Linked DNA regions of Homo sapiens: all the other regions are linked to region 3. The links are chromatin contacts, found by Hi-C in ENCODE. All regions are on one chromosome and are shown on one strand. The core of a region is the stretch at or near the end of the contact, and the rest is flanking DNA. Distances in the headings are between cores, read along the strand shown. Region 1 overlaps EDEM1 (ER degradation enhancing alpha-mannosidase like protein 1). Region 2 holds the start of ARL8B (ARF like GTPase 8B). Region 3 overlaps GRM7-AS3 (GRM7 antisense RNA 3). Region 4 overlaps ITPR1 (inositol 1,4,5-trisphosphate receptor type 1). Region 5 holds the start of BHLHE40 (basic helix-loop-helix family member e40). Region 6 holds the start of LMCD1-AS1 (LMCD1 antisense RNA 1).

Evidence for each region. A loop is a pair of places that touch in the nucleus more often than their neighbours do. Pooled maps may share reads with other maps.
Region 1: a pooled map shows a loop between it and region 3 (3-fold over the local background). The contact joins two enhancer-like sites. A Hi-C loop is called at or near these places in 5 of 37 single-sample maps with no recorded cell type and 3 of 50 pooled maps.
Region 2: a pooled map shows a loop between it and region 3 (4-fold over the local background). The contact joins the promoter of ARL8B here to the enhancer-like site in region 3. A Hi-C loop is called at or near these places in 3 of 50 pooled maps.
Region 4: a loop to region 3 is called in a pooled map, with 7 times the contacts of the local background. The contact joins two enhancer-like sites. A Hi-C loop is called at or near these places in 2 of 37 single-sample maps with no recorded cell type and 1 of 50 pooled maps.
Region 5: a map with no recorded cell type shows a loop between it and region 3 (12-fold over the local background). The contact joins the promoter of BHLHE40 here to the enhancer-like site in region 3. A Hi-C loop is called at or near these places in 3 of 37 single-sample maps with no recorded cell type and 2 of 50 pooled maps.
Region 6: a pooled map shows a loop between it and region 3 (14-fold over the local background). The contact joins the promoter of LMCD1-AS1 here to the enhancer-like site in region 3. A Hi-C loop is called at or near these places in 5 of 37 single-sample maps with no recorded cell type and 3 of 50 pooled maps.

Annotation. Positions count from the first base shown.
Region 1 is chr3:5,203,643-5,208,411 of GRCh38, forward strand. EDEM1 (ER degradation enhancing alpha-mannosidase like protein 1) reads left to right here. Exons shown (of 12, transcript NM_014674.3): 6 at 1,425-1,599; 7 at 3,511-3,631; 8 at 4,451-4,621. Among named protein-coding and RNA genes, the nearest start is that of EDEM1, 18 kb to the left of the region's middle. RefSeq lists an enhancer at 1,873-2,112. Within about 2 kb of position 1,954, at least 2 of the 41 ENCODE cell types and tissues checked have a DNase peak (open chromatin) inside an H3K27ac peak, as active enhancers do.
Region 2 is chr3:5,120,784-5,125,036 of GRCh38, forward strand. It overlaps ARL8B (ARF like GTPase 8B), which reads left to right and starts at 1,509. Exons shown (of 7, transcript NM_018184.3): 1 at 1,509-1,805. The coding sequence starts at 1,683. LOC124906212 (a long non-coding RNA gene) reads left to right here and starts at 2,276. Exons shown (of 2, transcript XR_007095800.1): 1 at 2,276-2,933. RefSeq lists a silencer at 1,315-1,574.
Region 3 is chr3:6,715,634-6,720,399 of GRCh38, forward strand. All of the region lies in intron 2 of GRM7-AS3 (GRM7 antisense RNA 3), which reads right to left. LOC105376944 (a long non-coding RNA gene) reads left to right here. Exons shown (of 8, transcript NR_188695.1): 4 at 1,936-2,034; 5 at 4,454-4,638. Among named protein-coding and RNA genes, the nearest start is that of GRM7-AS3, 87 kb to the right of the region's middle. Within about 2 kb of position 2,987, at least 2 of the 41 ENCODE cell types and tissues checked have a DNase peak (open chromatin) inside an H3K27ac peak, as active enhancers do.
Region 4 is chr3:4,775,592-4,778,878 of GRCh38, forward strand. ITPR1 (inositol 1,4,5-trisphosphate receptor type 1) reads left to right here. Exons shown (of 62, transcript NM_001378452.1): 48 at 1,673-1,783. Among named protein-coding and RNA genes, the nearest start is that of EGOT, 26 kb to the left of the region's middle. RefSeq lists an enhancer at 1,053-1,122. Within about 2 kb of position 1,633, at least 7 of the 41 ENCODE cell types and tissues checked have a DNase peak (open chromatin) inside an H3K27ac peak, as active enhancers do.
Region 5 is chr3:4,976,208-4,981,184 of GRCh38, forward strand. It overlaps BHLHE40 (basic helix-loop-helix family member e40), which reads left to right and starts at 3,230. Exons shown (of 5, transcript NM_003670.3): 1 at 3,230-3,591; 2 at 3,755-3,824; 3 at 4,094-4,201. The coding sequence starts at 3,512. BHLHE40-AS1 (BHLHE40 antisense RNA 1) reads right to left here and starts at 3,754. Exons shown (of 3, transcript NR_125916.1): 1 at 3,588-3,754. RefSeq lists enhancers at 1-22, 1,452-1,641, 1,942-2,061, 3,362-3,511, 3,619-4,213 and 1 more and silencers at 2,172-2,941, 3,152-3,211.
Region 6 is chr3:8,499,496-8,504,129 of GRCh38, forward strand. It overlaps LMCD1-AS1 (LMCD1 antisense RNA 1), which reads right to left and starts at 2,163. Exons shown (of 4, transcript NR_033378.1): 1 at 1,976-2,163. It overlaps LMCD1 (LIM and cysteine rich domains 1), which reads left to right and starts at 2,328. Exons shown (of 6, transcript NM_014583.4): 1 at 2,328-2,485. The coding sequence starts at 2,444. RefSeq lists an enhancer at 1-849.

The DNA.
Region 1 (4,769 bases), core at 704-3,203, 1.5 Mb before region 3:
TAGAGAGAAAGTATGATGAATAATGACCCCTATGTACTCATCATTTGTCTTCACTAATTATCAGTATTTTGCTAACTCAAGGTGTTATTTTATTTATTTATTTATTTTGAGTTAGGGTCTCACTGTGTCACCTAGGCTGGAGTTCAGTGGTGTGATCTTGGCTCACTGCGGCCTCCACTTGCCGGGTTCAGTGATCCTCCCACCTCAGCCTCCCAAGTAGCTGAGACGACCGGCTTGTGCCACCATGTCCAGCTAATTTTGTTTATTTTATGTAGAGACAGGGTCTCACTATGTTGCCTGACTAGTCTCAAACTCCTGAGCGCAAGCAATTCTCCCACCTTGGCCTCACAAAGTACTGGAATTACAGGTGTAAGCCACTGTGCCCAGCCTAGGTGTTATTTTAACTCATGTAACTGTCTTAAGTTCTGAAATTTATGTATACATTTGTTGTATTTAACAACAGCAATAGAAATAAAGAAGTCACTCAAATTGTCAGCCTATCACCAAATAGTTGACCAGTGTCACTCCCGATTGTCAACTTTTTAGGTTTCCATAGACCCTTTCAGCCTGGCCTGTGTAACTTCTATATATTTTTCATTATAATATAAACATATATTTTGATTCTGCCTGACATTTGGCAGATCATTTGTTTCCAGGTTGTTGCCTTGCATTCATAATGACCACTTTTGTTGTTGTTTTTATTATTAAAAAAAATTATCTTTTCCCTTTTCTTTTTTTTTTTGTCTTTTGAGACAGGGTCTCCCTCCATCACCCAGGCTGGACGGCAGTGGCACAGTCTCTGCTCACTGCAACCTCTTCCTCCCAGGCTCAAGTGATCCCTGGGATCAAGTGAACCCCCCATCTCAGCCTCCTGAGTAGCTGGCACTACAGGCACCTGCCATCGCACCCAGCAAATTTTTTGTATTTTTGGTAGAGACAGAGTTTCACCATGTTGCCCAGGCTGGTCTCGAACTCCTGAGCTCAAGCGATCCACCTGCCTCGGCTTCCCAAAGTGCTGGGATTGTAAGTGTGAGCCATCATGCCTGGCCACTTTTTCTTTTTAAAATCATCTTTTTTTGGATAAATTCCCAGGAATGGCAGTACTGGGTTAAAGTCTGTGAAAAACTCTTGGGTTTTGAAATGCATCGTCAATCTGGAAAAGCAAAATGAGAAACCTATTTTTATTTTGCATTAAATGTTTATCCCCATGTTTGTGTCAGTAAATGCTATATATTTAGAAGATGTCTAGGCTAAGTTAGTGATAAGACTGATAAAAATGTTAGGTCCAAGCAACCACCTCCTTCTCCTGTATGCCAAGGATAAAGGTGCTGAGGAGCAGTGTGGTTGGAGTAGGAGGCCTGTCTCCATTCATGTCCTCCCCGATGAGACAGCTGGGACCTCAAGTGCCTTGTTTATTTTTGCAGGCAATGTCGTGAACATTCAGACGGGCCACTGGGTTGGAAAGCAGAGTGGCCTGGGTGCCGGGCTGGACTCCTTCTATGAATACCTCTTGAAATCTTACATTCTCTTTGGAGAAAAAGAAGACCTAGAAATGTTTAATGCTGCATATCAGAGTATTCAGAACTACTTAAGAAGAGGGTATGTCTCCCTAACATCTCCTCTGTTGCCTTGTAAAGCAAATAGAATGCATTCTGAAGCGTTTGTATTTTTTTTAACACACAATCACAGGGTCTGTTTATCTCTGCCCTCACCTTACCACCTCTCCTAGTTTGTCAGTCATCTGGGGGCAAAGAGCTGTGTTATCTTTCTGTCGCTGCATAGCATAGTACCCCAGAACCTAGTGGCTTAAAACAACAAGCATTATCTCATGAAGTTTCTTAGGGACAGTAATCCAGGAGCAGCTGAGCCAGTCATTCTGGCCCAGGATCTCTCCTGAGGTTGTTGTCAAGCTGGTGGCCAGGGCCACAGCCATGCTAAGGCCCAATGGTGCTGGGAGATCCCCTTCCAGGCTCACTTTGGTTGCTGGCAGTCTTCAGTTCCTCTTTGGCTGTTGGCTGGAGGGCTCAGTTCTTTGCCAAGGGGCCTCTTTGTAGGTAGCTTATGGCCACTGGCTTCCCCCAGAGTGAGTGATCTGAGAGAAAAAGAAAGAGGCCAAAATGGCAACCACAGTGCTTTCATGACTAGTCTGGGAATGATATACCAATACTTCTGCCAGACCATTAGTCACCCAGATCAAAATGATACATTCAGTGTGGGAGGGGGCTGTGCAAGCGTGTGGCTCGCACGGATGGAGGTTCTCGGGGGCCGTCTTAGAGACTTGCTGCTACTACAGGGGCTGACACATCCCAGTGTTTAACTGTGGCTTTAATTGCAGATAGATCTGCAATGCAGGACAATGTTTTGGTTCTAATACTTTACAAAGAACTGTTAGGATTGGTTTTTATACTTGGTGATAGAAAGGACAGTTACCACATTTTTTTTTCTCTCTGAGTTTGTTTAAAACATTATTCACCATTTTCTGTTGTTCCTCCAGGATGACAGGAGAGAGAGAGCCATTTGAAGCTACAGTGGCTTCTACGTAGTGTCACTCTCTTTCCCAGATCTTTCTTTTTTTTTTTTTTTGAGTCAGAGTCTTGCTCTGTCACCCAGGCTGGAGTACAGTGGTACGATCTTGGCTCACTGCAACCTCTGCCTCCTGCGTTCAAGCGATTCTCCTGCCTCAGCCTCCTGAGTAGCTGGGATCACAGCCGTGCACCACCTTGCCTGGCTGATTTTTGTATTTTTAGTAGAGATGGGGTTTCACCATGTTGGTCAGGCTGGTCTCAAACTCCTGACCTCGTGATCCACCCGCCTCGGCCTCCCAAAGTGCTGGGATTACAGGTGTGAGCCACCACACCTGGCCCCCAGATCTTTCTTTGTATGTATTTCTATGTTAAGTGTCCAGTTTCAGTGCAAGTTATAGCTACTGAGCTTCCTGCTTGGATTTTCTTGGGTCCATTTCTACATTGCTGTTGTAGGAACCACTTGTATGTGCTATGTTTAAGTAAGGGGCCTTTTGAGTGGAATTTATTTATTTTTGCTTTTCAAAGCCACAAACTAAATTGAGCAGTAATCCCCAAGGGTCTTGCTCTGATGCATTTCTCCAGGCCCATGCTGTAGGACATTACTAGAGAAGAGACTCTTTGTACCAAAAGAACCAAGCTTTTCTGCTCAGGTGAAATCCAGCATAGGCCCATACTATATACTGAATTCTCTTATGTGGCAGGGCTCTTAAACCCAAAGCTCAAAGTGCTTTCTGCAGAATACTGTGAAATCCTGACATATTACAATGGCTGCGTTAGGAACTTTGATCCTGTGGAAAATATTATCTTCTGCTAGAGTCTAATGTAGATAATTAAAGGCAGTCTGTCTGCAGAGGTTTAAGGAATGAGTTAGGAGAAAAAATTAATGTTAATTCCGTTTAAATGAAACTACCAGCAGCTGCTGGAGAGGTAGAGATCTGTCAGTGAGCTTTCTTTTCACCACTGAATGTGCTGCTTGGGTTTGCAGGCGGGAAGCCTGCAATGAAGGAGAAGGAGACCCTCCACTCTATGTCAACGTGAACATGTTCAGTGGGCAGCTGATGAACACCTGGATTGACTCTCTGCAGGCCTTTTTCCCTGGACTGCAGGTATTTTGCCATCAGATTTCCTAAGAATAACCAATCACCAGAAAGGGCTTCTCCCTCCTTTTCTTTCTTTTTTAATACCCTGAGCATTCTCTGTCTCCTTTGGATTTGGGAGGTCACTGACACTATACGTCTTCATCTCTCTGTTTGAGAAATTAGTCTCCAGAATATTGAACAGAGCCATTCCACACAAGTGCAAAACCGTGCTTGAGAAGTGACTGTGTGTGATTTTTGTTTTTGTTTGTTTTTGTTTTGAGATGAAGTCTTCCTCTGTTGCTCAGGCTGGAGTGCAGTGGCGCAATCTTGGCTCACTGCAACCTCCGCCTCCTGGGTTCAAGAGATTCTCCTGCCTCAGCCTCCAGGGTAGCTGGGATTACAGGCGCCTGCCACCACATCCGGCTAATTTTTTGTACTTTTAGTAGAGACGGGGTTTCACTGTGTTGTCCAGGCTGGTCTCGAACTCCAGGCCTTAGGTGATCTGCCCGCCTCAGCCTCTCAAAGTGCTGGGATTACTGGCATGAGGCACTGTGCTGGGCTGTGTGAGATTTTTGGATAATCCATCGCTCAGTTGTTTATTCCTTGTTCATGAGTACACGTAATCTCTTTTTCTGTGTGCAGCTCACATCAATTTGGCATTAGTGGCCAGATAGGGAGGGCATTTATTTGTCTGGGTTGTCACTTTTGGGTTGGTTTTGTCTTTAACCGTATGTGTAGGTCAACTAAGAACTCGGGGGCAGAGGAGAGCCCAGGCAGGCCCTTTGTGCCATGTCTTGTCACTCTAGGAATGGTATCTCAGCCTGATGACCTGTGTCCTCTCCTTAGGTGCTGATAGGAGATGTGGAAGATGCCATCTGCCTTCATGCCTTCTACTATGCCATATGGAAACGATATGGTGCCCTCCCTGAGAGATATAACTGGCAGCTGCAGGCCCCTGACGTTCTCTTCTACCCACTGAGACCAGAGTTAGTGGAATCCACATATCTCCTCTACCAGGTACTAGAGTTGTGTTTTTTTTTTTTTCCTTTCACTGCCTCCCCTGACCCCAGCAGTTCATTCTTAATGAACATTTGCTGAGTGATTTAGGGTTATGTTGTTTCATAGTGACTCTGATTGAGTTACCCCCTATCCGTAGTCTTGTTAG
Region 2 (4,253 bases), core at 259-2,758, 1.6 Mb before region 3:
GGCTTTTTCTTTTCTTTCTTTCTTTTTTTTTTTTTTGAGATGAAGTCTCGCTCTGTCACCCAGGCTGGCGTGCAGTGGCATGACCTCGGTCACTGCAACCTCTGCCTCCCGGAGTCAAGCGATTCTCCTGCCTCAGCCTCCAGCATAGCTGGGATTACAGGCGCGTGCCACCATGTCCCGCTAATTTTTGTATTTTTAGTAGAGACGGGGTTTCACCATGTTGGTCGGGCTGGTCTTGAACTCCCAACCTGAGGTGATCTGCCCGCCTTGACCTCCCAAAGTGCTGGGATTACAGGCATGAGCCACTGCACCCGGCCTGGGCTAATTTTTTGTATCTTTAGTAGAGACGGGGTTTCACCTTGTTGGCCAGGCTGGTCTCAAACTCCTGACCTCCTGATCCACCTGCCTCAGCCTCTCAAAGTGTTTGGATTACAGGCTGTGAGCCACCGCGCCCAGCCCAGTTCTGGCTGGTTTTACAGAGGCCAAGCACTTCAATACCTTTCCCGTCCCTGATTCACTTTCTGATGTGGAGGGCCTGATTATAATACTTTTACTTTATTTATTTTTTAATTGTTGTTTTTTGAGACGAGGGTCTCACTCTATCACCCAGGCTGAAGTGCAGTGGCATGATCTCAGCTCACTGCAACCTTCGCCTCCTGGGTTCACACAATTCTCCCACCTCGGCTTCCCAAGCAGCTGAGGCTACAGGTGCATGCCACCACGTTCGGCTAATTTTGTATTTTTAGTAGAGATGGGGCTTCACCATGTTGGTCAGGCTGGTCTCAAACTCCTGACCTCAGGTGATCTGCCCACCTTTGCCTCCCAAAGTGCTGGGATTACAGGCATGAGCCACCGCGCCCTGCCTGATTATAATACATTTAAATGTTAAGTCGCCACCCCAAATGAACATAGGTCATATGCAACATACAGATTTGTTCACTATGTGTGTAAGACCACCTTCATACATATTAATAGCTCCTTCCATAAGTTAAATATGTTTACTTGGCCAACTCCTCAATATAAATTCTTGTTGCACCCTTCCCTCTCTCAAAGTGCTTACTTTTGTTTTTTTTGGCCCGAGGCTGCACGTCCTGCCTACAGCTTATAATCCCCTTCTTAAGAAATAATGCTCTCCTTTCTAAATTTATAAACGGTGTCATTTTTAAGTTAACACTATCTTTTGCTACTACCAAAAATGTAGGACAGGAATTTTTATTCCACGCCAACTCTTCCAGAGTCTTGAAGTCTTCCTGCAGATTGTTAATGAACAATTATAGCAAAAAATGAATGAATGAATTAACGAATGTATAAGTGGATGAATGACGAATGAACCAACAATGAATGAATGTAGAGAAAGCCTCAAGGGGGCCCGAGGGTACGCTGTGCTGCGGAGCATGCCCACCAGGTGGCGATGCCAGCGGCGGGCGGGCCTGGCCGGATTGGCCGCGCCGCTCTTGCCGTGGGTGCCGACGGCGGCGCCGGGACGGGCGTGGGGGGTAGGGCGAGTCATATGATCCGCTCGGCTTCCTGGGTCTGGCTGCTGCCGCCCGCCGGTGTCCGCCCGTGTCGCGCCGGGGCACCAAGGAGCCGTTGGAGGGTCCGGGCGGAGGCCCGCTCGTGTGGAAGTCGTCGACGCCGCCGCTCGTCCGTCCTCCCGTCCGTTCTCGCTCCCGGCCGCCATCATGCTGGCGCTCATCTCCCGCCTGCTGGACTGGTTCCGTTCGCTCTTCTGGAAGGAAGAGATGGAGCTGACGCTCGTGGGGCTGCAGTACTCGGGCAAGACCACCTTCGTCAATGTCATCGCGGTGAGCGCCCGCCCACTCACTCGCCCGGGGCTCCGCAGCCAGGAGTCCGGCCCGGCGCTTCTCCAAGGCCTGAGTTGGGGCCCCCCTCGGCGCGATGGGACTGATGGCGGGGGGCGTGCGAAGCTGGGCCTGTCATCTCCCGAGGGCCAGCATTTGGAATTTCCCGCGTGTTGGCGGCGCGGGGAGTAGCACTGAGATCGGCAGCGGAAGGGTTAAGTCAGTGTAGACATTTTCCAAGGGCTGTGTCCTCAACGCCGCGGGGGCTCGGAAAGAGTTAAATTGAACTCGTCACATTTTTAAAGCGCTTGGGGATTGGGGTTTCCCTTGGGTTTGCCCAGTAGGGGCAGCCAAAGAGTTAAGTCCAGTCTGTCACTTTCCCAAAGGGTGGGATTTGGCAAATCCGTCAGCCGTACGAGAAAGCGTAAGCATTAAGAGCCTCTCTTAAGTTGCCACTTTGGACCAATAGACCCATTGTGAAAGCGGGAGACCAGTGTGAGCGCCTTCCTGAATTCTGTGGGCCGCTGGTCCCATCTAATTCAGTTACTTGTTTTCACCCGTCCCCCAGGCGCGGAGACCAAGCTCATTGCTGAGCTCCAGCTAGCCCACAATACATAGTATTTATTAAGCTAAGAGTTAATTGTCTTAAGCGACTAGATAAGATGGATCTGCAGTTAGCATAAAGTTAACTACCCTGCGAAAGAGGAGTTGGTCTTTAAATGGTGTTTTTCACTTGAAGAGAAAAGAAGGTACTGGGCAGGAACATAGCTTAGCAGGCCTAGGGAATGGGTGGAAGGAAAATTGCACTGAGGACTTACATAGAATGTGGTGTTTGTTCAGCAATGATTGAGTAGAAAGGTGATTGTTTCGTTTTGCTTGTTTGGTTGGTTGGGAAATAAATAGGAGTGAAAGATTTCGCCTCGATCTTTATTTAGAGCCCAAGAGTTGTTGTGACTCAGTTTTAGCTGGTAGTGGCTTGTACACGCCAGGGGAGTTTTAGAACTGTTCTGAAGAGAGATGGCAGCAGTTCTTCCACCTTTTCGATGACTGTTGAAATCCTGAAGATTAGCTGTCCGACTGGTTAGGTTACACAAGATGATTCAAACACAGCTTTCATGTTTGAGAAAATAGGTAACTTGTGATTCTTAGTCCTTGCACTAATAAAGCAACAGGAATGAGTAAGTCTTGGAGAAAAAGAGATTAGCAGAAACCCCAAAGTCCTTTGAAGAATGATGTATATAAGGAAGATTTACCTGCTTGTTGTTCGGCTCCTTTTCTAGTAGTATTATTATTAATTTTTTTTCTTGAGACGGAGTCTCGCTTTGTCCCCCAGGCTGGAGTGCAGTGGCGAGATCTCAGCTCACTGCAACCTCCACCTCCCAGGTTCAAGCGATTTTCCTGCCTCCACCTCCTGCGTAGCTGGGATTACAGACGTCCTCCACCACGCCCGGCTAATTACTTTTAGTAGAGATGGGTTTTGCTTTGTTGCTCAGGCTAGTCTCAAAACTCCTGACCTCATGTGATCCGCCCGACTCGGCCTCTTAAAATGCTGGGATTGCAGGTGTGAGCCACCGCGCCTGGCCTCCTATTGTAATATTATGATTTTTTGCGCTTGGAATGACTATCTTTCCGCAGGAATAGAAGAGTGGAATGTGTATCTAATACCACTAATTTTTTTTTTTTTTTTTTTTTTTTTTTTCTGGTAGAGACAAGATCTTCCTATGTTGCCAGGCCAGCCTTGAACTCCTGGGCTCAAGCGAGCCTCCTGCCTCGGCCTCCCAAAGTGCTGGCATTACAGGCATGAGCCACCGTTCCTGGCCTAATACCACTAAAATTAATGAGGAAACATGAACTTCGGGTTACATATTTATATTAGAATTTTTTTCTTTTCTTTTTTGGAGACAGGGTCTTGAGCTTTCACCCAGACTGGAGTGCAGTGGTGCAGTCGTAGCTCACTGCAGCCTCCAACTCCTGGGCTTATGTGATCTTCCCTGTCTCAGCCTCCCAAGTAGCTGGGACTACAGGCATGTGCTACCACCATGGCTCGCTATTTATTTTTAATTTTTATTTTTTATAAAGACGGGCTCTTGCTATGTTGCCAGGGCTGGTCTTGAGCTCCTGGCCTCAAGCAGTCTTCCTGCCTTGGCCTCCCAGCATACTGGGATTATAAGCCTGCTAGAGCTTTTATATAATATGGAAAAGATGAGGCATAAGCTTGAGTGAAGTTGAGCTCAGTTAACTGTAAATTTTCTCATATCCCCTTGAGATGAGAATTGGAGTCATCTTGTAAAACTTGCTCTTTGACAACATGGAATTAATGTTTCATGTGGATAGGTGTATTAATACAGCCAGTTGTATTTGTTGCAGTTGAGTTGTTATGCTTGGGAACTCTAAAAAGTTGAGCAAATCTTTGAGAAACTTCTTGGTGATTTTTATGCTTCTGTTTTCAGT
Region 3 (4,766 bases), core at 1,737-4,236:
TGCCTGAAAAATGGTAGGTAGTCACTGCATTTTGAATATTATATATATATATATATATATTTTTTTTTTTTTTGAGATAGGGTCTCACTCTGTTGTGTAGGCCAGAGTGCAATGGCATGATTATGGCTCACTGCAGCCTTGACCTCCCAGGTTCAAGCGATTCTCCTGCCTCAGTCCCCTGGGACTGGGACTACAGGCATGAGCCATCACACCCAGCTAATTCTTTTGAATTTTAGTAGAGATGAGGTCTCACTAGGTTGCCCAGGCTGGTCTCAAACTCCTGGAGTCAAGTGATCTGCCCACCTTGGCCTCCCGAATTGCCAGGATTACAGGCATGAGCAACCATACCAGGCCTGAATATGAATAAATGAATATTTAAAACTATGCTTGTCAAATTTTAATGTGATTCTAAGTCTATGAAGCAGTTTGGAATAGGATTTTGAGTGTAAGGAGCTTCACATTTTAAATTACATCAAACTGCATCAGGTAGAAGAAAGGAGTAAATTTTTGCATTTTATGTAATTATAAGTAAATAAGTATTTCCTACTCTGTAGCAGCATGGACTAAAACTTTTTACAAGAAGTGTTCATCTTTTTCTCACCACCTCCAAAAGTATTCCTCAAAAAATGTGTATGGACAATTTAATGTAAATCAACTTAAGTCATTGACAAACATCACCTTGTCTTTAACATGCTAATATGTGCTGCAGATGTTGGACAGAGGATATGGTATTTTCTAAAAGGTATTTGATTATGGCAGCCCTCTTTTTCAATATGTCTTTTAACATCTCACATTAAACTAAATTATTTGAACATAGTTTGGGAAATGCTGAGGAGAAGAAAGGAAGAAAGGGAGGGAAGAAAGGCAGACGGAAAAAATATATTCATATCATCCCCAGGCAGGTGTGCAGGAAAGCAGCCTGTGGCATGACAAGAGTGACACTGTCTTGAAAAGAAACCATGATGATGACAGACATTTGAATCCTGCATATCAAGCTATTCTGCAGCAGGGTCTTAAAACAGTGCCTACAGCATAAATCACCCCTCAGAAAGATGCTTATCTAACTTCCTCAGTAACAAGAAAGCATGAGATGTGACCAGCTTTGTATGTTTTATGCTAAAAACTTCTACAGAAATGAAAATTTTCTGGAAGGCTGGAGCTGAGATCTACCATCTCCAGTCCACCCAAGACATTCCTTTCATTTGTAAGCCCCTCTTGAATATTTTCTTTCTGAGAAACTATTTGTCAGCTTCTTTCTTTGGTCTCTCAGCTCCCTCTCAGCCTTCGGGGGTAGGTTTTTATATACCTGCTCACCATGAAACAAGGTGAAATGACCAGGTGCAAATGAAATGCTATACCTATAATCATTAAGGCATAAACACATGTCATCAAGAATGGGGAAAGCCACTATCTGGAACAGGAAACAATGAAGAAAGAGAGAGAGAGCCAGAGATTTGATCAGGAAGACCCGAGGGAGACAAATACACTTAAGTTGCCCTCACCTTGACTGTGTTGAGCTAATCAAATGAAATACAGTGCTAAGAATTGGATTTGGAAACACAACGAAAATTACTCATCACAGCTATGAAACTCTTTTTCTAACCTTCATGTACACATTCAGCCAAGCTGCTCTTTCTCATCATATTCTGGAGTCTTTTTCAAAGCCGTGAGTCAGAGAATCTGGAGAAATTGTAGTAAAGGTGAAACTTGTCTACTCTGTTTAGTAGTTCTCAAACTTGGCTGCACATTTGCTATAGAATGGAAGTTTATGTCCTCCTCAAATTCATATGTTGATGTCTAATCCCCACTATGATGGTATTTGAATGTGAGTCCTTTGGGAGGAGATTGGGTCATGAGTAAAGCCCTCATGAGTGGGATTAGTGCCCTCATAAAAAGAGATATGAGAGAGCTCACTTCCTCTTTCTCTCCTCTCAGACAGGTGAAGACAGAACAAGAAAACAAACCAAGAATTTCCCCTCACCAGCCACCAGCTCTGCCAGCAACTTGATCTTAGACTTCCCAGCCTCCGTAACGGTGAGAAATAAATGTTAAAGCCACCCAGTTTGTGATATATTTGTTTTAGCAGCCCAAACTAAGACATCATTGAAATCACCTGGGGATCTTTTAAAAAACTACTGAAGCTATTTTCTCTACCCCACCACCACCATCAGAAATTCTAATTTAGTGATTCTGAGGGCAGACTGGACATTAGGACTGTTATATAACCGCAAATGATTCTATGGGGAAGCAACCTAGTAAATGTCTAATCTAGAATGCATGAAAGTTAGAAAGCAAAAGGAAAAGATCTCTCTCTCTCTCTCTCTCTGTTTCTCTCTGCTTTCTTGCCTTTGCTTTTTGAATTTTTTCTTTGTGAGTCATGTTAAAAAACTATGAGGACATCAAATAAAATAATGGCTAACATTAACTAAATACCTACTGCTTTTCATCACTTAAACTGTGCTTTATCTTTACTGATCAATTTAATTCCTCTAACAACTCTTGAGGCAGGTATTGTGAGGCTCCATGTGAGGACACATTACCTGGACAAAAAGGTTAACTAACTTAGCCAGTTTACTCAGTAAGAGACACACCAGTCTTCTCGATCCTGCTCACACAAAAACTAAAGTTGGACACAACTGAACCTGAACTTGGCAGAAAAGTCTAGTGGTTCCTAATGCTAGATGAACACTAGAATCTCATGGTAAGCTTCCAGAAAGCCCCCCTGCTATATTTTAGTGGTGTATACTTGATACTAAACACTTGTCAAAACCCACGTAAGTTTACAGCTCAAATGCTGAACTTTAATATATGTAAATTTAAAAAATCAATTCAGGAGGTCAGAGGGTTCCAAGATGGAATGTAGACGGTGACTAAGGAATCTAACTGTATTACAAAAGTATGCATAACCGCACTGAAGGAGGCAGAGAAACAAGGTGCTGATCTAAGTTTTTTTGGAATTGAGTAGGCTGAGACTGAAGGCAATAGGAAGTGTGCATAAGCACTGCACTTTAATTGGTAAAGTTACTTCCTACAAAAGCACAATCTAACAATTCTGAAACCACTCTACATGTATATAGGGTTGAACAAGTATTTAAATAGATGCTGAACAGTGCCAGATTTCTCACTGTTGAAGTGGGAGGTTATAGATGGGCAAGGGGAAAAAAGTACAATGGTCCACGTAGTAATGGATTCAAGTAGGAGACATCAGTATGAATTCAGGTTACTTTTAATGTAGATATGTATGTGTTCACAGGTTAATAGTGCCAACGTATATTTTCTTTTTTAAAACTTTTTTATTTTTAATTTTTTTAATTTTACTTTAAGTTCTGGGATACATGTGCAGAATGTGCAGGTTTGTTACATAGGTATACATGTGTCATGGTGGTTTGCTGCACCCATTAACCCATCATCTAGGTTTTAAGCCCCGCATGCATTAGGTATTTGTCCTAATGCTCTCCTTCCCCTTGCCCCCCACCCCCTGATAGGCCCCAGTGTGTGTTGTGCCCCTCCCTGTGTCCATGTGTTCTCATTGTTCAACTCCCACTTATGAGTGAGAATATGCAGCATTTGTCTGTCTGTTCCTGTGTTAGTTTGCTGAAAATGACAGCTTCCAGCTTCATCCATGTCCCTGCAAAGGACATGTACTCATTCTTTATTATGGCTGCATAGTATTCCATGGTGTGTATGTGCCACTTTTTTTTTTATCTAGTCTGTCATTGATGGGCATTTGGGTTGGTTCCAAATCTTTTCTATCGTAAATAGTGCTGCAATAAACATACAACATATATTTTCTAGTTCTGTCTACTGACAAGTCTTAGAAGCACCAATAACACCCCAGAAGCAGTGAGCACACTAAGTGCCCAGATACTGGTTTCCAGTTCCATTCTCCAATAAAAGGAACCTGGGCTTCTTGGAGAAATGGCTGCTTCTAAGGCTGGGGCAGGGAATACGCAAGATGTGCCTGGCTGGTGTTTAAAAGACAAAATGATGGAAGCATATAAAGGGGACACAGAAGCCAACTAAAACAGCTCTCAATGGTCAAAGCTGAAACAATTTGAGCAGCAAAATAAATAGCTTAATATTGGAGTATAATCCAAGGTATAAGTAAATATTTTGAGCCCACGTGGATATAAACCGATGATTGAATATGTACATAAATAAGTGGGGAGAATAGACAAGTCTCCCAATTACAGTAATTCCGAATAATTTACGTAAATATTTCCCCCTCAAGGAGTTGGAATATCACTCCCCTTCCCTTAATTGTGAGTTGCATATAATAACTTTCTTCTAGAGAGTGCAGTATAAAAAAGAAGAAAGGGTACCTTACAGTGAAGAAATCTGACAAACACCACCTCAGCTAAGTAGGTGATCAAGGTCAACATCAACAATAATGTCATGTAAATGTCATTTATTCCTGATGTGAGGTGATAAGAATGGCACTTTTTCTCTGCAGTCTTCCTCCTAAAAACCTGTAACCTCAATCTAATCATGAGAAAAGACATCAGGCAAATCCCAACTGAGGGAGATTTTACATAGTACCTGAGCAGTACTCCTCAAAACTGTCAAGGTCATCAAAAACAAAGAAGTATGAAAAACTGTCACAGCCAAGAGGAACTTAAGGAAACATAATAATTAAAGGTAATGTGGTATGTGGGATGAGATCCTAGAACAGAAAAAGGACATTAGATAAAAACTAAAAACATCTGAATCAAGCATGGGCTTTAGCTAATAATAATATATGACTTTTGAATCATTAACTGTAAAAG
Region 4 (3,287 bases), core at 383-2,882, 1.9 Mb before region 3:
CATGGTGTTTCATGATACTTCAGAACCTTCCTAATGAAGGACATTGGAGGGACAGTCCATGGTCTCTTTCCTTGGCTAGGTTTGGCTTCATTTGATTTGGTTTGAATGTCCAACTATTTAACTTGATTTCTAGGAGTAGGCAATAAGGCAGGAGTGAAATGAGAACCAAAAGACAGTGACCTATTTTAAATACTAGGGGATTTCAAAGAGTGACTACTGGAAGGGGGTTTAAGCCTAGCTAGAGAGAAGAAAATTACTACACGTGAGACAGCTTGAAAGTAATATAAGGACATTTTTATAGTTGAGATTTAAACATCATGGACATTCAGGGGAAAGAAAGATGAGATAGTCTTGACTTTGGTCTCTCAAAGAAGAATATTTTGGGAGTACAACCCAATAACTTCTTGTCTTGAGTAGAGTCATTGCTTATACATGGCATCTTAAGGATTTTGTGAGTTTTTGCATTGTGCTAGGTTGAGTATGATGTTTTGTTTGTTTGTTTTTGGAGACGGAGTCTCACTCTGTTGCCCAGGCTGGAGTGCAGTGGTGCAATCTCGGCTCACTGCCTCCTGGATTCAAGCGATTCTTCTGCCTCAGCCTCCCTAGTAGCTGGGACTACAGGTGCATGCCATCATGCCTGGCTAATTTTTGTATTTTTTTAGTAGAGATGGGGTTTCACCATATTGGCCAGGCTGGTCTTGAACTTCTGACCTCGTGATCCACCCACCTCGGCTTGCCAAAGTGCTGGGATTACAGGCTTGAGCCACCGCGCCCAGCCAAGTATGTTTTTTAATACCAAATTATAGCTTCATCCTAACTGGAGAGAGACGACCAAGGCTTCAAATGGTCAGTGCTAAACCCAGCAGCCAGGGAAGGTTACTTGTGTGACTTGGGGAGCCAGGCCCTTCATTCAGAGGAGAACGGTTTATGAGAGACAACTCATTGTCTATTAAAAACCTGGTCTCAGTTGTCTGTGAATGTGAGAATAGCATTTTGTGAGATGCACTTTCTTCTCCCGGTTCCCTCATGAAGCAGATGGTGTAGTCCTAGTTAAAATGAAAAGGAACAAAAAAAATACAACAGGCTTGGGGAAAGGCTTTATTTGACATCTAAGTGAATTTCCTTATTACCTCAAGTTTGCTTCTCTGCCAAATAGGGGCCTGTTGAAAGGAACAGATCAGAGTGGATTGTGCTGCAAACGGAGATGTTACCTGGGGGCAGATGATTAATTTTGATATTGTGTGCCTTAAACAGGAAACTTGCTTTCCAAGCTTAAGCCTTAAGCTAAAGTACAAAATACAAAAAGAGTGCTTTAGAGAGAATGGAACACACCTTGAAAGGGGAAAAAGGGTTCAGAACCCAGAATCAGTCATACACCATATTTTCCCTTAAGAACAAAAGCCAACTGTGCTGCATGATTTGGATTAGACACAACCAATTTATCAGTTACAGTGCATGGGGACTTTCCTACTGTTTACTGTTAATTCTGAAACTAGAGATTTTCATCTGTCTTTTATTCTTACCACTTTCTCACGGAAAATTTGCAGCTCTCCCCTAGAGACATTACTGGGAGTGGTAAGCATTGTGTTGAAATAGCAGTTCAGCCTGTTGGCCTTTGACGTCTGATTTATGACCAGCGTTTGTGTGAATGTCTGTGTGTGTCTTTGCTCAGAACTGCATAGCCACCCATGAATCCAATGGCATTGACATCATCACAGCCCTGATCCTCAATGATATCAATCCTTTGGGAAAGAAGAGGATGGACCTTGTGTTAGAACTGAAGGCAAGTAGGAATTAAAAGCAGAAGACAGTCATTTGGAAACAGTCACTTTTGTGTTTTGCCTTGGCACATGCACATGGGCAATTAGTCATGAGAGTAAATATTAAAGATAGTTCTTTAAATGAATGACCCAGGTTGCTAGTGCTGACTACGATGCAGAACTCCAACCTTTCTCTTCCACGTAAGGTATCTCATGAGGGGATAGGAGCTTCTGAACTGTTAGGTCACACAGAATGAAGATTCCTTGCTCCAAGCTAAGAAGTGAATCCCAACAGCATCGAGTACTAAATACCTTGGTTCTGAAAGTCACAAAGAGAGAAACAGTGGAAACGCCATTCCCTCTCTGGTTTCTGATTTTTCCCCATTTGAGGGAAAAGGGCCGGTTGAAGAATAGTACAACTAAGCCTATCTAGGACCAAAAAAAAAAAACCCAAAAAAACAAACATGTATTTTTACTTAATCAAGGAAATACCTTTTTCTCTTTTGTCACTGATTTAGCAGAAGGGTGGTTAATAATGTTGGTTTAAAATAAGGAAAATTACACAAACCAAAAATGTGCCTGCGGGCCTCTGCTGAGTTTCTCTGTATTGTGTACAAATGCGGGACTGCAGGTGACTGATGTGGAAGCCCCACTGACATTTGGACTCTCTATTACTCAAACAGCTTAACGGAATGAAAATCGTGACTTCTAGGTGCTAAACCTGCAGCATTTCCAAGCTGGCCTTTTTTGGATATTTGAGAAATTGATATACCATTCCTGATGTTGACTTCTAAAGTATACCCAGAAAACCCTCCCTTCTATGTAGGGGTTCCATAGGTTCTCTGAGAATCCCATGATTCAGTTTTAACAATTGAGCTTGCAGGCATCAGGTTTCTAAAGTATATTTCAAAACATGTTAGCCTTTCTGGACACATTTCCTTTTTAACTGTTCCCATGTCAGGGCATGTTGAGATTTGTCCTCTATCTGCCCATCCGCAGCAGCGAGCACTTCATCATTATCATGAAAGAGCCTAGAACTACAGGGTTTTGGCTGAAAGGTTGAGCTGTATTTATTGCATGAAGGATGTCATAGGAAAGGTCATTAGGAAAGATGGGAACACAGAAACCTGTGGGAATGGCAGTTATTTTTTCTTTACTATTTAGAACTGAGAGTCCACACTAACAGTCGATTTGGGTGTGTGGTTTAAATGGACTTTTTTTCTGCTATTTTTAATTCCTTTTGACAAATTGTGTTTTAGAGTGAATTTTAACAGATTCAACCTTGTGTACCTGGCCACCATTTATCAGAAAGTCCGAAATAAACAGAAGTTCATGTGCTCCTGGTCAGCATTTGAGTGACTTTTTCAACTAATCCAGTGATCTATGGATGATGATAGAAATTTGTGCCCTGCGATAGCATGATACCCTGACTCAACTGCTGTGACCTAAACTAGGGGAAGAAATAAGACCACTCTCACTGTCCAAAAAAAGAAAAAAAACCCAACAGCTTTCAAGTCCTGTACATAA
Region 5 (4,977 bases), core at 1,980-4,479, 1.7 Mb before region 3:
CAAAACAGCAGGGACGGCTACAAAATGGCAGGATTACCCAGTGCAGCTGCTCAGTGCCACATTGCACAACTCCAGAGGGTGCTCTCACACAGACTGCAATGTGAATAGCTCCCCCTGGAGTTGAGCGGTGCACAACCCAAACAACCCTACCAGGCAACCGTAAGTATAGTGATTAAGAGCACAAGCTTTGGAGTCCAACAAACCTGGGGGCCTGTCTCAGACTGAATCCCAGACTATATAACCTGGGGCAGGTTATTTAGCCTCCTTGAGCCTCAATTTTCCAAACAGAATATGTTATACATCCCTAGGGCCTATTTCAGTGTCTGGCATTGAATAACAATAAACACGTGTCAAATGCATCGAGCTAATACTAGTACCTGCCTAAAAGGTGGTGGTGAGGAGCAAAGAAATTGACATACGAAAGGTTTTTAATATCTACAAAAGATGACAGACTGAAATAGTAACATTCTCCAGGATGGAAAGATCTATGCCACGTAGGAATTGTTTGTTCAAATTATTATTTTTTAAAAGCCATAAGCTATGGAGAGAATAACAGAGTTTTGTTTTGTTTTTTAATCCTGATACGGTGGAAGTCTGGTAGGATGGGAACCGTTCTTGAAGCTTGAGAATACATTCGGAACAAATAAAAAGTAGGAAATGCATACATTTTGTTATTTACAGTTGTAGGGCAGGTAAGGGCAAAACGTATTGATAAACTCAAAGAATTTTAAGAATGATATTGTCATGAGCCATGAGCCATGGAAGCTGCAAGGTTTGGGCTCCCTCCTGCCATCGGGTGGGGGGTGTCGGCGGAAGGGGGTACGTGTCCTGTCCTCTCCCAGTGCTTATTTCCTGCTGGAACCGTGGTTTTGACGCAGCCGTGACAGCCCTTCATCCTTATTAAAATCACACAATGAAGCAGGTCGCCCAAGATTGAAAGCGCGTTTCCAGGGCGGACCCCGGTCCCCGCCTTTGGCCAGCAAAAGTACATTCTGGCAGGGAGGGATCTCTGAGCCCCGAAGTGAGGTCATGCCAGTTAGCAGTTAGAAAAGGAGGCATTTCTCACACTTGCTAAAGAGTTTGACGCTTGTGAAATATAAACAGGAAGCGGGAGCTCTCCAAGGCGACCTGAAGGAAATACACTGCCAGTTTGGTCAACTTGTGAATGCCAGTTCTCTAGGTCGTCAAGGGCACTGCCAGTTAAGACTGATCCCCTAACTGCACCCGAGGCTACTACTCTTCGCCCAGTCTCGGCAGTGACCCCATTTTTTTTTCAATCCTTCCCACAGCCAGGTCACTCAGCAGTGGGGTGACTGACCCGAAGCGCAGTGGGAAGGGCTTACAGTCATCTCTCAACTCCCCGAACTTGCAGGGCAGGGGAGCGCAGAGGTCAGTGAAATCCCCAGCCAGGCCTTATTTTAGTCATGAGTTTCCACTGGCTCCCTCCTCTGACTGTATCAGCGCTGCTCACACCGCGGGATTGGAGTTTCAGCTGTTTTCCCTGCTCCCGGCTGAGTGAGAAGGTCACAGAGCCCGGACCTTTCCGGGGGAGGTGGGTGGGGCCCTCCGGCAGCCTAAGTGAGATTGCAGAGATCTGGGGCCGCTGGAGGAGGTCCTTCCGCCCCGGGCTTGGGGCTTTGGGTTAGCTTCTCCCCCGCTTCTCTACCTAGGCATCTCGGTTACAATGAAATTAAAAACAAAACACAAAGCAACACAAGTTCTCATTGTTTTTCCCCTCTGTCAGCCAGTGGCCTCGATACAATTTTCCCAGGGCTGCCTTTCCTTTATTGCTCAATTTAACCTCTTCCTAGAGGTTCTGCAAGTTCAAGGGCAGGATCCGTGTCGGATTCATCAACTAGTGCAGCGCCTAGTGCAGAGCAGGGGGCTCAAGAAATACGTGTCGACCGCATGATTGCTAAGATTTCCCTGTAACAGGCGGTTTTTTTTTCTTGTCTCTCTCATCCCTCCTGCCCTGGGTGCAGACCGCGAACAGCGCCGCCGAACTTCCCAACAGGCAGGGAGAGGGCCGATCCGGGCTGGCACGCCACGTCCCCGGGGTCTCAGTCCCTGGGTCAACGCAGAGAGGCTCGCGGTCCGCGGTGCTACGACCTGAGCCCGGCCACGTGAAGCGTCACGCCCTGCGCTGCTGCAGGGCAGGCGCCGCCGCCGCGGTTGTGTAACGCTGCAGCCGGAGGGGAGGCGACCGGGGCGCCTCTGCTCCGGAGGGGGCAGAGGAGGGAGGGAGCGCCGGGCACAGCGCCCGGTATCTTTCTGCGCTTGACTGGCCGGGAGGAAGGGGGTGACACTGGGGCACCCAGGGGGCTGCGCAACCGGGTGCCCGCCCGCCCGCAGGTTGTGCCCAGGAGCGGAGCTCCTGGGAGCGAGGGGCCCTCGGCTCACACCCTCCACGGTCAGGTGCGCGCGGCGTGCTCGGCGGCAGCCTCAGCTGCCCCTGCGCTTGGCCGTCGGCCCGCTTCCCATGGGGTGACATCCGCCCCGCCCCTCGGTCCCTCCCCAAGGCGGGCAATTCCTGGACGCGAGGGTGAGCAGTGGGGGCAGGGAAGCCAGGACGGAAAGAAACCCCAGCCTCTGGGGAAGGCTGGGGGGCCGGGCGACTCCCTCCGCAGCGCGCCGGTTCCTCCAAGCGGGCCGGGCGGGGGAGGAGGAAGAGGGCTGGGCTGGAGCTAGCAAGGGGATATTCCTCTCCCGGCTTGAGTCAGACGCGGGCGGATCCGTCCTCCCCCGTTCCCTCCCAGGAGACGGGAACTTACTTCATTTCCCTGGGGCAGGTTCGCCCACGTTACCAACTTCTCCCCCTCCCCCAGCACCCCCGTCCCTTCCAGCTTCCGCGCCCCCCACCCAACTGGGCAGGACCCAGGTCGTGCTGCCACCCCCTCTTCGGGGAAAGGCGGCCGCAGCCGCAGACACCTGGGGGCCGGGGCTGGGGGTGGGGGCTCCCTAGCAGCCGCCGGAGCGTTGTCCAACACGTGAGACTCATGTGATGAAGCCGGGGGAGGGCGGGCAGGTCGCTCCTTCCCTCCCCGGCAGTGGCCAGACGTGCCTGGAGTCACAGGGTAGAACACGTAGCTCCAACCCACCCACTCGCTCCCATTTAACCCAGCCCGCAGCCTCTCCATTACTCCTCGGCTTGCCCCCCCACCCCCCCACTCCGCCCTAACCGCCCCCCCCTCACCCGCTCCCTCCCGCCTCCCCGCCCGCCCCACTTCTCATTCACTTGGCTCGCACGGCGCAGACAGACCGCGCAGGGAGCACACACCGCCAGTCTGTGCGCTGAGTCGGAGCCAGAGGCCGCGGGGACACCGGGCCATGCACGCCCCCAACTGAAGCTGCATCTCAAAGCCGAAGATTCCAGCAGCCCAGGGGATTTCAAAGAGCTCAGACTCAGAGGAACATCTGCGGAGAGACCCCCGAAGCCCTCTCCAGGGCAGTCCTCATCCAGACGCTCCGCTAGTGCAGACAGGAGCGCGCAGTGGCCCCGGCTCGCCGCGCCATGGAGCGGATCCCCAGCGCGCAACCACCCCCCGCCTGCCTGCCCAAAGCACCGGGACTGGAGCACGGAGACCTACCAGGGTAAGTTGGCACTCCTTGGCCCTTCAAGCCTCAACTGCAGCCCCATGTTATGCGCCACTCTCAACTTGGAGCAGCTCCGGGCGCACCGGGAGGTTCTTGCCCGGCAGAACGCCTGCAGCCGTGCGCAAGCAGTCACGACCCTTCCTGGTCTCTCTTCCTGCAGGATGTACCCTGCCCACATGTACCAAGTGTACAAGTCAAGACGGGGAATAAAGCGGAGCGAGGACAGCAAGGTAAGCAAGTGCACCCCTAGGGACCCTGCGCTCAGCCCCTCGCGCGCGCTGAGTTTCCAAGAAAAGTTTTCTCGCTTTGAGGTTGGCGAGGGGATGCAGGGTGTGGGCTCGGTGCCTCTTCTGAGTGACTTGGAAAAGAAAGGGCAGACGATGGTTCTGGGTGCTACTCTGCTACTCTGCTCCTCTGCCGGACTGTTGCTGCGGGGCTGGGAGGATAGGCTTCTCATCTCCTTCCCCAAGCGCCCACCGCCTCCCCGTGCGTCTTGCAGGAGACCTACAAATTGCCGCACCGGCTCATCGAGAAAAAGAGACGTGACCGGATTAACGAGTGCATCGCCCAGCTGAAGGATCTCCTACCCGAACATCTCAAACTTACAGTAAGTGAGAAGCTGGCCCCTTTCCAACCCAGTCCTTTGCCCAGAGGGCGGGCGGGTCACTCGCCGCCTGCAGGTTCCGCGGGGAACTGCAGACCAGACTGGCGGATCAGAGCTGGCGGGTGGCTCTGCGGTGGGGTCCTCCTCCACAGTCCTGGCGTTTTCTGGCTGACTCATGCAAATGAGGCGAGAACCACTTGGACCTCTCCAAGTTGGCTCCAACACCAACTGGCCTTCCTTTTCAGGAGTTTAACTTCTGGTGATTTTCAGGATTCCCTAGTTTTTCTCACTTAAAGGAACACGCCAAGAAACACACACATTTTATTTACCCCTTCCCCTCTACCACTCCCCCCACCTTTTTTGTTGTTGTTGTCAAATAAGGGGACTTGCTTTGGTGTGTGATTTTTACGGCCTGTCCTTTCTTGACAGTAGCCCTCGGCTACTTCGCAGCCTTTGGTTGGGGAAATGGAAAAAAAAAAAATAGTATTTCGGGAGGAACAAAAAAGCCTGGATGAGCTGGAAGTTCTGAAAGGGTGTAAGGAAAGAAGTAGGGAAAGCCTCTTGGCTGCCAGACGTAATAGAGGTCCCTCTCTGAGTTGACACCACTGCAGGAAAATGTTATCTCTGGATTCCCCTGAGTTAAGGTCGGCAGAGGCTGCTGGAGAAATTTATCTGTCAAAGGATTTTCCTGAGGTAGTTGCAGCTTCCAAAATGCCTCCAAAGACAGGTGGCACCCGTTTTTTTAAATTATTTAATTATATATATATATTATATATATA
Region 6 (4,634 bases), core at 913-3,412, 1.8 Mb after region 3:
ACCATCTCTCCCTATTCTTACTTTGCCTGCTTACTGCATGGAGGTAGAGAGTAGAAGAAGGTTACCAGAGGTTGGGAAATGGTGGGCTGGGGTGTGAGGGGATGAACAGAGGTTGGTTAATGCGAACAAACACTGTCTGATAGCAAGAAAAAGTCTAGCATTCAACAGCACAGTAGGGTGACTATAGTCAACAACAGTGAATTGTATACTTCAAAATAGCTAAAAGAGGCTAGGTGCGGTGGCTCACTCCTGTAATTCCAGCACTTTGGGATGCCAAGGTAGGAGGATCACTTGAGGTCAGGAGTTCAAGACCAGCCTGGCCAATATGGTGAAACTCTGTCTCTACTAAAAATACAAAAATGAGCCAGGTATGGTGGCTCATGCCTGTAGTCCCAGCTTCTTGGGAAGCCGAGGTGGGAGACTCACTTGAACCTGGGAGGCAGAGGTCACAGTGAGCCGAGATCGCGCCACTGCATTCCAGCCTGGGCAACAGCGCGAGACTCTGTCTCAAAAAAAAAAAAAAAAAAAAAAGAAAAGCTAAAAGTGATTTGACATGTTCCCAGTACAAAGAAATTATAAATGTTCAAGGTGATGGAAATCCTAAACACCCTGATTTGATCATTACACATTGTAAGCATATATCAAAATACCACATGTACAATCATGATGTATCAATAAAAAAAATAAAAGCCAGAACCCAACCTCTATTCATTTGCCAAATGTGTACTGTGCCTATACCACATGCTAGGTGTTTGAGGACATAGCTGGGAGCAAACAAGGCAAAAATCAATTATAGCAGAAATCTGTGAAAAAAGAAATAGGTCATCCCTCATCTTGGAAAAGATAAGCCACAAAAAGCCCTTTCCAGGAATATGTAATAAAAAGTCACAATTCAGGATCCCTGGCTGAGATTTGGGATGACTGGAGATGATGATAAGAACTAAATTGGAGGAGGCTTTCAAGAGGAAAAAGCCTCCAGCAAGAGACAGCCCCACAGTGGGAACTGCAGCCTCCCCTTCTCACCAAATCCCTCCCGAATGGTGTACTTCGGGACCACTCTTCAGTCTCTGTGCAACCGAGTTTTATTTTAGCCCACGGGACCCTGGTTTTTCTGGCAGGGGGCACTGCAAAGACGGGTTACAGGCCGAACACCTCACAACAGAGACAGCAGTATTCTCTCTAGGATAAAAAGGGCTTGTGTTTAATCCTCTGTCAGGGCAGGGGGGAAATGCCTCTGGAATCCAAGTCTGTGGAACCGGCTCAGCAGAGAGATGTGGCTTTATAGGCAAACAACGTGGCATAGAGAGAGGAACCTGGCCAATTCTGTCTTATAAGAGTAGTTATGTTATGCGTTGCAAGGACTCCACATTCCATGGATTTGTGAACTCAGATGGAATCTTGTTTGTCCAGGCCTGCATGACCCCATTTATCTAAAAATTACTAACTTCCTAGTTTATAGTTTACAATCCTGTGCCCGCCGCCTCCCTCCCCCCCCCCGCCACGCCCCCATGAGCTTTCTCTCTATTACTCTCAGTCTCTCAGGTTAAAGCCTTGCTCAGTAATTCAGCTGTGGACCAGTTATTCTGATTATTTCCTCATCTATCGTCTTACAGTCATAATAATAATAATATCTGAGATAATATGAGCATACAACAAGACAGTATGTCCACAGGAGCATCTCTAAGATCAGGACAGTGATTTCTTGCTCATGGAATAAGAAGGATTTATGTTAAAGCAAGTTATAAGAAAGCAGTTTAATACTTTACGAACGTTAAGTTTAAAAAAATCATAACTCGCTGGAATCTTTTCTCCTCTCTGGATATTGGAGAACTCGCCCAGGTTTGGGAAACGTTAGCCAGCTCCTGCAAAACACCTCCTCCCTCAGCCCTCCCCGCGCCCCCTACGACCAGGCAGAAAGGGTGGGAAGGGGAGCACAGCTCAGCATTTATTTCTGGATCCAGCTCACTAAAAATACCTCGGCTCTCCTGTTTGATCACTCTCCCTTTTGACCTGAATGGATCGCGGGAGCCGCGCCGCCCGCCCCACCTTCGGCCCGTTGCCCTTTAAAGGAAAAGGGCGTGGGGACGGATTCCTGCCGCTCGAGGGATAGAAGGGAGCTGGGTAGTCAGGGGCCGCGGCCATGCTGACGTCAGGGCAGCCGGCGCTCAGCTCCGCTCGCTGCCACAGTGCAGAGACCTCCCTGAGGGAGGGGGACAGCCTCGCGCTGGGATTGGCTGGCCTCGCGCGAGCGCCGGCGCGGAGTGGCTGGCGAGGTTTTAGAGGGAGTCCCGCTCTCCAATTAAAGCGGCCCAGCTGCGCCTGGCTGCGCACAGAGCTCCCTCCCAGGCCCGCGAACTTGGCCATTCAGCCGCCGCTGTCCCCGCTGCGCGCCCTCGCGCCTCTGCCTGAGAAGCCAGGCGCTGTTCCCCCACCCCAGAAGAGGATGGCAAAGGTGGCTAAGGACCTCAACCCAGGAGTTAAAAAGGTGAGTGGAAAGCTGTTTGTATTTACCCAGATTCTTACTTTTTCTTGTTCCCCTTCCCATCTGTTCGCGGAAACTTCCCAAAAGGTAATGAGAAGGGAACTCTTTAAATTCCAAAACTGCATGGAAAACAAATAGTTGGGAATACATGTTTGAGCTAACAGGCACACACACCCCAAACCCAATGTTGTGTAAAATATTTGCAAAGGGTCTTATGTCTTTGGTGATGCTAGTTAAAGTTTAATTAAGGTTTTACATATATATACAATATATATAAAATGTATATAAAATATATATATAAAATATATATAATATATATTATATATAATATATAAAATATATATTATATATAATATATATTATATATAAAATATATAATATATATTATATAAAATATATATAATATATATTATATATAAAATATATATAATATATAATATATATATATGAAATCTTATGGTCTGTAAAGGAAAAACCCCTAGCTTCCTCACTCCCTGTCCTCAGGTGGCTGAAGTAAGGGTTGAGAGCATGTAATATTTACTCACAGTCTCCCTTTTGCTATTATCCCAGTGTTTTGTGTGTTTCCCCCAATACACACACACACACACACACACACACACACACACACACGCACGCAGTTTCTTTAGTTGGTGATGTTGGCAGTGGCAGCAGTTCCAGCATAAGGGAACTGATTTCTGTCCCCAGGGTCTGCACGTTTCCCTTACAAGAAGGGCTGGCCCGGAGCCCAGAAGGTCATGGGTAAACTCCTGCACAGGAGCCTGCGGCTGTGCCTATAGCTCCAATACCACTTGTTGCCTACCTGAATGCAGCTGGGAGAAGGCACAGGCTGGAGACTTAGAGAACATGTGAACGGGAAGGGAACAGAGAGACAACCTAGGCTTTACAGATCGGGAAACTGAGGCCCGGGGTCACAGAGAGTTGGTTCTAACAGGCAGCTGACTGTAAGGCAAGCCCTAGGCATCCAGACTCAGTCCCTGCCACTTTTTAACTGCACATGATTCACCAGGTCACTTTTCTGAGCCTCAGTTTCCTTGTCTCTGATGTGGGGAGGATAGGCCTAACCTCCCTCATGGCAGTGGTAGCAGGGATACTGACACTGTGAGTTAATTTCCCAAAGCAGTCATTGTTAAACTCTGATTTCACAGGGTTTAGTCTTGAAGGGCAAAGTCTTCCTTAAATATCTGCCATTAACCTGCAGGGTAGAATGAGAGGGGGAAAAACAAAAGACGTGAGAATCAAACTAAAGACACAAACAGCCACTCAGAGGCACAGCATGCACTGTCTAATTTGTAGCTGTGCTCTTCTGTAGACCACCTGCCCAGACCCTGTCACAGAGTCCAGTGGATCCTTCTAAATGTGGGTACCAAGTCACATTGAATCTGGGCATTTGTCTGGAATGTATCATGCCTCACTGCATTTGCCAAGCTATTTGCAGAATCAAGTCATTTCCCCTCCTACAGAAATTACCATAACATTTTAGACTCTTAGAAGATACCTATTAATTGCTACCTAGTAGTGAGTTATGCATGCAATGCTCTTATTTCTCTATACATTTTTCTGGACTCCTTGAGGGCAAACCTGTCTTGTTCATCCCTGTTTGAACATAGCACACCATGCCACACAGCAGGACTCAAAAACCTGTGGGTGACTCATGAGAATATCTGTCCAGCTAAGACCACACTGTTTGCATAGGCTTCATTTTATGCATTATTTTTTAACTTGTAGCATTGATATTTGTGTGTCTGAACTGCCTCCCCAAGTTCAGACACAGAATAGTTCACGGCTAAAGGTGGCAGAGTTCCATTGTCCTCTGGAAAGTGAAATGATTCTGAGTATTTTTAATATAAGCTGGTTGATAGTTACTGTATGAGGTGAGATGAGGTATATGGAGACTCCTCCTCCTCACCACAGTCCTGTGTTGCCACTTGGAGGAAGCCTTGTTTTTATTTTCCTTTGCATAGGGGAGTGTGATTATCCTGATTAGAGGTGGAACATGTTCTCCTTCTTGTCACCCCCTAGTGCCAACTTCCTTGGCCTGCAAAGGGTTTGTTTTCCATTTAGATCCAATTACAGGCTTAGAGAAAGAATGTGGTGGGTAGAGATGAAAGGGCAGATTTTTTTTATCTCTTGG